3 separate regions of the Homo sapiens genome follow, and all the other regions are linked to region 2. A link is a contact called in ENCODE Hi-C or POLR2A ChIA-PET data. All regions are on one chromosome and are shown on one strand. Each heading gives the region's core, a stretch centred on a gene start or an enhancer-like site at or near the end of the contact. The rest is flanking DNA. Distances are from core to core; before and after follow the strand shown.

Region 1 (3,190 bases), core at 68-2,567, 140 kb before region 2:
AGGCATGTCAGCAGGACGGCCTGGAGCTCGTGATCCGAGCCCACCTCGGAGGAGATAACATCCCTGCAGAGCATGTAGAGGAAGACCACGTTGGCCGGCGTGATGAAGCCCTGGTCCTGCCAGCCCTGCAGAAGCAGCGAGCGGTCCACGCTGCGCAGCCAGAGCACGGGGTCCGTGGGGGACAGGTGCTTCAGGCGGTAGCACCGGCGGCAGAGAAACTCACCCAGGCAGCGAAGCAGCTCACTGGTGGACGCCTGGACGATGACCCGTTTGGGCGTCCCTGCGGAGGTGACGGCAGGGTGAGGGGCTTTCTTGACTGAGGAGGAGCCCCCGGTCTGGGAACCCGAGAGCTGGCTGGCCGGGGGTGCAGGCGGCTGGGCCGGTGGGGGCTGGGCGAATGTGGACAGGTTGGCGCACGACAGCGACTTCTTCAGGTTCTCATTGTTGAGGTGCGTGATGTTGTTCTGGTAGCTGCTGTTGGGCTGCACCTTCTTGGAGTTCTTCTTCTTGGCCGACACGGCCACGATTCTCTTCCAAGGCAGCACGGAGATGATGGAGTGGCGCTTCAGGTTCTTGTCCTTGGCGTTCTTGCTGTTCTGTACGGCCGTATAGTGGCCCACGGTGGCCGCGCCATCCTCAAACAGCGTGGCCTTCCGGTAGCTGGGAGACAGGGACAGCACCGTGCCCATGGTGCTGCTGCGCGCCGGGCGGGGGCTCGCGCCCCTGCGCGCCCAGCCTGCCGGCCGGAGGGATAAAACCGCTCACCGAGCCTGCGGCGGCCCCGGAGAGGAGGCGGGGGCGCTCCCGGGAAGCGTGCTGCCCCCTTGGATCTGCCTGGAAAACAAGATGGTTCTTAGCGCCAGGCTGGGCTCCGCGCCGCGCCCCTGCGCCCCTGCGCCCCTCCGCCCCGCGCCTCGGCGCACCCCGCCGCCCCAGTCCCGGGCCCTACCCGCGCCCCCGCGACGCAGCCTCGCCGCCTCCACTGCAGCACCCCCGCCCGCCGCCGCCGCTGCGGTCCCCAGGCGCAGCCGGGAGGGGCCCGGTCGCCGACGGAGGCGGCCGAGGACCCCCGCCTGGACACCCCGCACGGGCGCGACCCCGGTCTCCGCTCCCCAGGGCCAAGGACGGCCGCCCAGCGCAGGCTTACCCGGCAGGCGGCAGCTCCTGCGCTCCGCGCCCTCCGCAATGCGCGCCGCGGCCCCGCCGCCGCGGTCCCGGCGCTCGGCGGCGCTCGGGGGCGCTCGGCGGGGATCGGCTGGGCTCGCGCTCGGCGGCGGCGACGGCGGCGGCGGCGGCGGCGGCAGCTAGGGAGCTTCTGTCCAAGGTTCTGCAGGCACCGCAGCCCCGCCCCCCGCTCGGCCGCCCGCACCTTCGCCGCCGCCGCCGCGCTCCCGCTCCCGCTCCCGCTTCCGGCGCGCGCCTCAGCGCCCTCCCTCGCGGGGCGCGCGCGCCGTCCACGCTCCGGCCTGGTCTCGCCGGGGAGTCGCGGCCGTTGGTGTCCTCAGCTCGAGCCGCGCACGGTGCGGGTAGGACGCGGCAACGAGCGGGAGGCACCTCTACGCGCCGGGCCCCATCTAGGAGCCGGACTCCGCGGCTGCGGCGGGACACGCGGCGTCGGCCCGCCCCGCCCCTCGGGGCCGCCCCTCCCGCACAGCTCGCCGCCCGCTCCGCGCCGCCGCCCAACAGCAGCCCGGCCGCCGGAGAGTCCTCGGCGCCCGCGCAACCCAACTCTGCCGACGCGGGGCGGGCGCCGAGCAGGGCGGAGCCGAGGGCCGACCCCGCCCGCGTCCCGCCCAGACACGTGCTGCCTTTGTTCCCGCCGCGGCGCCCGCAGCTGCCGGCCGCGGGGGCACTCTCGGCCGAGTCCCTGCCCTGGCAGCGCGCGGCCCGCCCTCTCTGAGGCTGCCGCCCTGGCCTGGTGAGGAGCCCTCCGCCGAGGCCAGGGTCCGGAGCTCCCTCCTTCCACCTGACATCCCCGTCCCTGTGGAAAGCAGCCAGGGAGCGCGGGGAAGAAGGCCCTGGGCGGGGAGAGGCGACGCCTTTACTGAGGCCTCCCGAGTGCCACGCGCACCTCGAGTGGACAGTCCAATCGGTTCTGGCCACCCCTCCGGGGCCTCCGTTCCCTCATCATGGGTAGATGACCGCGGCCGAAGTGGGCCTCAGAGATCCAAGCCAGAGAAGCGTGGCCCGTAGCCAAGCCTGAGCCCGTCACAAATATGACCTCTAAGTTCCCACTCGCCCTCTTATTTGTCATATTAAAGCTGAAGCAACTGCCCCTCCGGCCAGCTTTCTGACCCTCTTAAACGTTTTCAATTCTAAGTATGTATAATTTGAGAACTTGATGCTAGCGAAATTGAGTAAAATTCTGTTTCTGAAAGCTGTTCCTGTCAGATGTGAATCCAGATCCTTCACAAAGGCTGTTGTTCATTTACTATTTTACCTTGTTTCTGGAGATCGAGTCAAAACTGACCACAAACCTGGGAAACAGGAAACTTAAGCCCTGTCTTAATCCAGATTATCTCTGGACCTAGAGATGAGGGAGTGGCTCTCCAGAGGAGAGGATGCCACCCAGTTACCTGACCACTCCAGCCGACTAGGCTTTCACCAGCCCTGTCAACTGTCCTAGGGGGAACAGAAAGGGAATCTGGCATCATTCAAAATGGTGCAATCAAGGCAGAAAGTGCTGGGTTTTGTTTATGTGCCACTCAGATTTCTGTCAATAGGAATTCCAGGCTTTAGGAACCTTGGGGGGCAAGGCATACAGTGGAAAATGCATTGCTCTGTACCCAGAGGGCTACTTTGTCCACAGCCTTTCAGAACATCCACAACAGCTGTTATGGGAACTCAGAAGAGGAAGGCAGGCCCCCAGCTCAGTGCGCCCCTCCCTGTGAATGTTCCTCAGTGTACAAGCCTACCTGCTCTTCAAATGGAGCTGTCCTCAACCCTCCTGCATGTAACAGTAAGAAGCCAGAAGAGGCCGACGCAGTGGCTCATGCTTGTAATCCCAGTATTTTGGGAGGCCGAGGCGGGTGGATCACCTGAGGTCAGGAGTTCGAGACCAGCCTAGCCAACATGGTGAAACCCCGTCTCTACTAAAAATACAAAAAAAATTAGCCAGGCGTGGTGGCAGGCACCTGTAATCTCAGCTACTCAGGAGGCTGAGGCAGGAGAATCGCTTGAACCTGGGAGA
Region 2 (3,017 bases), core at 495-2,994:
CTACTATGAGTTTTTCTACCATCCTCATGACTGTGGTAACTCAACCTCTCCAGGAAGTTCTTCTGCTTAAAACTAAAATCAAGTATATCTCAAGAGACTACTGCCGATCTGAAATGCCTCTGTCATGTGTTGTCCGCAATCAGAATCCTCTTTTAAATGTAGTTGAAATGAGAGATAAGGAAACTGACAATGTTACTGAATGGGAGATAGAGGTGAGGATACCCATTGCGAATGAAGACATGGCAGTAACTTCTGCAATACAATCTTTTAAGAATCTGACTGCTATACTCACTTGTTCATCAAATGAGTACCTTTATTGCAAGAGAAGAAACTGTGCTATCCACTTTGATATGGAGAGGCAATTTGGAATCTCTGCCATAATTGCTTAGGACTGAGGATTTAATGTGCTATTTTGTGAAAATCTGAGAAGCAGGAAGGGGATTTAACGATCTCAACTGTTATCCATCTGAAAAACCTAACTTGTAATTTTAAATGAAATGGCAGGTTGCCTTCCACTATTCCTTTTTAAAAATAGGAACTGCCCCTGCTTTTAACTTTATGAAGTTTTATTTATGAATAAAGTTTGCACTACTAAAAATAAAAAAAAAAAACACAAAACACACGCATGCACACACACACGGTGGCTTAAAACAATGGAAATGTATTATTTCACAGTTCTGGAGGCTGGAAGTTGACATGGAGGTGCTGGTGGGGACATACTCTCTTGAAGCCTCTAGGGGAGAATCTGTTCCATGTCCTCTCCTAGCTTCTGGTGATGACCATCAATCCTTGACATTCCTTGGTTTGTAGATACATCACTCCAGTCTGCCTCCTCCTTCACGTGGCGCTATGGTTTGAGTGTTTGTCCACTCCCAAATTCATGTTGAAATGTAATTGCCATTGTAAGACTATTAAGAAGTGGGGCCTTTAAGAGCTAATTATAAATTGCCCAGTCTTTGGTATCCTTTTATAGCATCATAAAATGGACTGAGACAGAAAACTGGTACCAGAGAATGGGGTGTTGCAGAAACAAACACCTGAAAATGTGAATTGGTGTTAGAACTGGGTAATGGGCAGAGACTGGAAGGGTAGCTGGCATTACAGGCGTGAACCACCACACGTGGCTAATTTTTTTGTACTTTTAGTAGAGACACAGTTTCACCATGTTGCCCAGGCTGGTCTTGAACTTCTGACCTCAAGTGATCCGCCTGCGTCGGTCTCCCAAAGCACTGGAATTACAGGCGTGAGCCACCGTGCCCGGCCTTTTAGTTTTTACGTAGTCATTTTTTTAAACGTTTTCCTGTATGACTTCTAAGTGTTTTGTTATGTTTGGAAAGACCCTCTTCAAGAATTAACAAAATTATCCCATATTTTCACTTTAACAAAATTCATTTTAAATTCTTAACTTTTTGATCAAACGGGTGTCTGTGCGTGCTGGCACGCGCGCAAGGAGGCAGACGAGTAGCCTTATTCTTTTCCATGTGGCTAGGTAGTTGTGCCACCTTTATCACATAGAAAGTTTCCCAGATGTCTCAAAGGAAAATAAGTTCAAAATAAATGGTAAAAGCTTGTCAGTAAAGGCGAACTCAGTACGCCTGTCAGCCCCTGTGGGGAGAAGAGACTCCCTTTCCAGGCCAGTCCTTGCCTGCGAACCCGGGGAAACCAGCGGAACGCAGGTGTGCGAGGGCCGGGAGCCGGACGAGCCCTGATACCGACGGCTGCACGGGAGCAGGGGAGCGGTTTGGCGGAGACACAGGGCCGCTCAGAGGCCGCCGCAATGCTCCCCTCTTTGCAGGAGTCGATGGATGGAGATGAAAAGGAACTAGAGAGCAGCGAAGAGGGAGGCTCAGCCGAGGAGCGGAGACTCGAGCCGCCGTCCAGCAGCCACTACTGTCTTTACAGCTATCGCGGAAGCAGGTGCTGGCGCCCAGCTCGGCCTGCCAGCCCGCCCGCCCCTGCGGCCCCGCCCCCGGCCCGCCGCCCGGCCTTGCACCCCACCCCCGGCCCAGCGGCCCGGCCGCTCCTAAAAGCCATCTTCTCCTCTCCCAGCCAAGGTCTCTGGCCTGAAGGGCGCTCCTCGCCTCCCGCTGCTCTTCCTGGCCCCCGTCGTGGACTTGTATGCCTGGCCCAACCATGCCTGTGCCCTTCATCTGCCCCTATATCATCCCAGCCTCTTACTCTCGCGGCTGCCCTTTGTTTAGCGCAGTGCCCCGCATGCTCAATAATTTCAGTTCCCGTCCCCTCTCCTTTCTGTCATTATCTCCCCACTTCTCCCATTTCTGTCACACACACCCCCATCCCCACCCTCTGGTTTTCCTCTGTTCTTGATTCCTCTTTTTCCTCCTTCTGACTTTCCTGGAACCTTCTTGGCCTTGTCAAGTTTGGTTTTTAAAGGAGTTTCCTTGAACCTTCTGGGTATTTAGCCTTTCCTCCACCCGTTAAGTGGCCTGGAGAGAGAAGGGGCTCTTGTCAGCACTGCTGTATGGGTTTTCCTTGTCATGAGGATAGGCAGTGCACTTCCACCTTGCAGCATTTTTAGTTGACTCCTTGCCTTACCCTGCTTGCCAGGCCCCCATACTCCTCTTGGTTTAGAGCCCATAATTGATAGCACTATTGGTTTTGTGGCTTGTAGATTGGCACAGCAACGAGGGGACAGTGAGGACGGAAGCCCAAGTGGCACAAATGCAGAAACTCCCTCTGGTGATGATTTCAGGTAAAAAGAGCTTCAGCATAATTCATGCATGTGCTTTCATCTTCCCTGCATCTCTGGCCTGTACATGTCAGTGGATACTCTATTTCCACTGAGCTTTCCCTGAGTCAAACCGTCAATTCCTCCTATCCCCTAGGAACCTCATCCTGATTTCCTCATTGGCTGGTTCATTCAAGGCTGGGGCAAACAAATCCACATACTGATAGTGTGCTTGGTGATTAGCCAAAAAGAAATCCTTTTTTTTTCTTTTTCCTTTTAAATTGAGACAGGGTCTTGCTCTGCTGCCCAGGCTGGAGTGCAGTGGCAT
Region 3 (3,019 bases), core at 141-2,640, 220 kb before region 2:
TATAGGATAACTACTGTGTCACTGCATTACAATACCATAGCATTGACAAATACAGACAGTGACACTGAAGAGTCAAGAAATACTTCATTTAAAGGTCTGTGGCTGGGAATGGATATAATTGATTTAAATTACAAAAAATTAATGATAGATATCAATAAAAAGAGAAGTTAAAGATAGTAAAACGTATTAGGATGGAAATGATGAAATGTGATAAAAAGATAATGGTAACAAAGTGCCAGAAGTGTTCAATTTAGGCAAATTAAATTTAACAGAGTTTAATTGAGCAAAGAATGATTCACAAATCAGGCAGCCTCCGGAACCAGAATAGATTGAGAACAACTCTGGGGCTGCCACATGGTCAGATAATGTTTATGGACAGAAAAAGAAAGTGAGTATACAAAACAGAAGTAAACTACAGAAGCAGCTGGATTGGCTACAGCTGAGCATGTGCCTTATTTGACCTTGGCTTGAACAGCTGAACACCTGTGATTGGCTGAAACTCAGCTGAAACTCAAGTGATTGAGTGAGACTCAGCTCCGAGTTTCAAGAGTAGATTATGGTCTGCTCACACATCCAGTTAGGTTACAGGTCATTATGTGTGGAGAAACCTTTAGTCCAAACTTAAAATATGTAAGGAGGCAACATTAAGCTAAACTTAATTTAAGAAAAGTATATGAGAAAAATAAATTGCGCTTCAGAAAACAGTTGAGATCCCTATTGTATATGGATTACAAACCCTTTTTTATACAAGCTTTTCTTTAAAGAACATGCCCCAACAAGTAAAGTTCAGGAAATTCAAGATCCAATTCAGTAATTTAGAAGCCCTTGAAAGACAATTTGGTTCATATTGCACACACACAAGCACACGTTCTGAGATACTTATTAAACACATGCAGATAATAAAAATAGTTAACATTTGTCTAGTCCTTAGTCTGTGCTAGGCTATATTGAAAGCACCATGCATATGTTAGCTCATATAAGCCTCACAGTAACTCTAGAAGGTGGGCCCTATTATTACTGCCATTTATAGCTGGAGAAACTGAGGCATGGAAGGGTTCAGTGGCTTTCTCAGGACCACAGCTAATTATTATAGTAATGGACCAGAGCTCAGACAGTCTGGCTCCAGCATCTACTCCCCGCCTCAGTGTCTTGTCCCAAGACTATACTCCCTGTCAGATGTAGGGTACTGGTATTATTCAAAGCAGAGGAAGTAAAATATTTAAAACGGAAGCACATTTTAAAATAGAAAATGAGAGGGGCAGAAGAGACGGAGCGTGTTAATGACCTCTATATCCTCTCATCTCCCTGGGAATTCATTCTATAGCAAAACCAGGGAGAACTGTGGAGGAAGCCTGGTTCTCTTGAAAAGAAAGAACATTTCTGGGCTCTTATTCTCAGCGGTTGTGTTATCTGACAATGCGCCCTTGCATGGAGAGTGGTTTGTTTGCTGTTTTCAAACCACAGGTGTGAGCATGTGATGATAGCAGTGCATTACTGATTTTCTGTTCATCCTGCAGTGAAAAAGCACAATGTAATGTGCTTCCATAAGGTGTGAAGTAAAACACTTTTAATCAAACTTCAAAGAACACTCTTCTCTTCTGAGAGCAAAGCCTTGTTTCCTTGCTGCTCCATCTTCTGTTCAGTGTTAACTGTCTGCTGCCCATCTCCAGCCTGGCTGTGCTCAGAAATAAATTGTTTCCATTGGGCCTAGGCACTCAAGGGTTGGAACTTACTCTTGAGATCAAGGAGGGCCCTGCCTCTCAGAGTGTTTCTTTTTATCATCCCATGGTTTCCCACACAGACAAACTGTTTTAAACTAGACCTGAGGTTGACAAACTTTGATCCACAATAGAATCTGGCCCACCCCCAAGATGACTTTGCATTTTTATATGTTTAAGGGGATAAAAACTCAAGAGAGGTTTAATATTTTGTAACACCTGAAAATTATGTAAAATTCAAATTGTGTCTATAAATAACATTTTATGGGAACACAGCCATGCCCATTCATTTACGTCCACAGTTTCAATAAATGTGGACATGGCTGTGGAGTGTGGACATAAATGAATGAGCGTGGCTGTGTTCCCATAAAATGTTATTTATAAACACAATTTGAATTTTATATAATTTTCAGGTGTCACAAAACATTATATAATTATGTCCAAATTACATAGTTACAGTGCAGACTGTATGACCTGCAAAGCTGAAATATTTACCATCTTTCCTCTTATAGAAAGACTTTGCTGAGCGAAACCCCATCTCTGCAAAAAATACAAAATTTAGGCATGGTGGCGTGCTCCTGTAGTCCCAGCTACTGGATGGGGGTGAGGGTGGGTAACGGGAGGATCGCTTGAACCTGTGAGGTTGAGACTGAAGTGACCCAAGATCCTGCCACTGCACTCTGGCCTGAGTGACAGAGCAAGACCTTGTCTCAAAAAAAGAAGAAAAAGAAAAAAAAGGAAGTTTGCCGACTCCTGAACTAGAGCACCAGAGCATCTCAAGCCCCACCCAGTTTGGCCACCTTTACTAAAGATGAACTAGGCCGGGCACAGTGGCTCACACCTGTAATCCCAGCACTTTGGGAGGCCAAGGCAGGTGGATCACGAAGTCAGGAGTTCGAGGCCAACATGGTGAAACCCCATCTCTACTAAAAATAAAAAAAATTAGCCGGGCGTGGTAGCGGGCATCTGTAATCCCAGCTACTCAGGAGGCTGAGGCAGGAGAACAGCTTGAAACCGGAAGGCAGAGGTTGCAGTGAGCCGAGATCACGCCACTGAACTCCAGCCTGGACAACAAGAGTGAAACACCATCTCAAAAAAAAAAAAATGGATAAACTAAGCCTGCCGAGTGAAAGGCACACATCATTTCACTGAATGATAACTGCAGGGTGTCCCACAAGCTGCTGGCCATTCTCTACATTCATCATAGTTTAAACTGCTTTAATTGGGGTGATTTCCCTGCATCATTTGTCTGTAAAATATGTGAGATCTCTTCCTAGAGGTCTCACCAAGCCACATTGTAA

Evidence for each region. A loop is a pair of places that touch in the nucleus more often than their neighbours do. ChIA-PET counts read pairs that join two places held with the same protein, here RNA polymerase II (POLR2A). Pooled maps may share reads with other maps.
Region 1: a loop to region 2 is called in a pooled map, with 3 times the contacts of the local background. The contact joins the promoter of CDK5R1 here to the promoter of C17orf75 in region 2. A Hi-C loop is called at or near these places in 1 of 168 maps with a recorded cell type or tissue (gastrocnemius medialis) and 9 of 50 pooled maps. POLR2A ChIA-PET finds 5 or more read pairs at or near these places in 11 of 52 experiments (CD4-positive, alpha-beta T cell, GM10248, GM12878 and 8 more).
Region 3: a pooled map shows a loop between it and region 2 (2.9-fold over the local background). The contact joins the enhancer-like site here to the promoter of C17orf75 in region 2. A Hi-C loop is called at or near these places in 1 of 37 single-sample maps with no recorded cell type and 2 of 50 pooled maps. POLR2A ChIA-PET finds 5 or more read pairs at or near these places in 3 of 52 experiments (GM12878, activated B cell and activated CD4-positive, alpha-beta T cell).

What each region holds. Positions count from the first base shown.
Region 1 is chr17:32,485,120-32,488,309 of GRCh38, reverse strand. CDK5R1 (cyclin dependent kinase 5 regulatory subunit 1) reads right to left here and starts at 1,317. Exons shown (of 2, transcript NM_003885.3): 1 at 1,148-1,317; 2 at 1-834. The coding sequence starts at 689. RefSeq lists enhancers at 231-790, 2,030-2,531 and silencers at 678-967, 1,058-1,317, 1,428-1,957.
Region 2 is chr17:32,340,900-32,343,916 of GRCh38, reverse strand. C17orf75 (chromosome 17 open reading frame 75) reads left to right here and starts at 1,744. Exons shown (of 10, transcript NM_022344.4): 1 at 1,744-1,917; 2 at 2,633-2,713. The coding sequence starts at 1,778. It also overlaps the pseudogene OOSP1P2. RefSeq lists silencers at 1,958-2,037, 2,532-2,714 and an enhancer at 1,177-2,063.
Region 3 is chr17:32,556,927-32,559,945 of GRCh38, reverse strand. The region is part of intron 21 of MYO1D (myosin ID); the gene reads left to right. Among named protein-coding and RNA genes, the nearest start is that of CDK5R1, 71 kb to the right of the region's middle. Within about 2 kb of position 1,390, at least 4 of the 41 ENCODE cell types and tissues checked have a DNase peak (open chromatin) inside an H3K27ac peak, as active enhancers do; they include GM12878, where a contact is called at or near this core.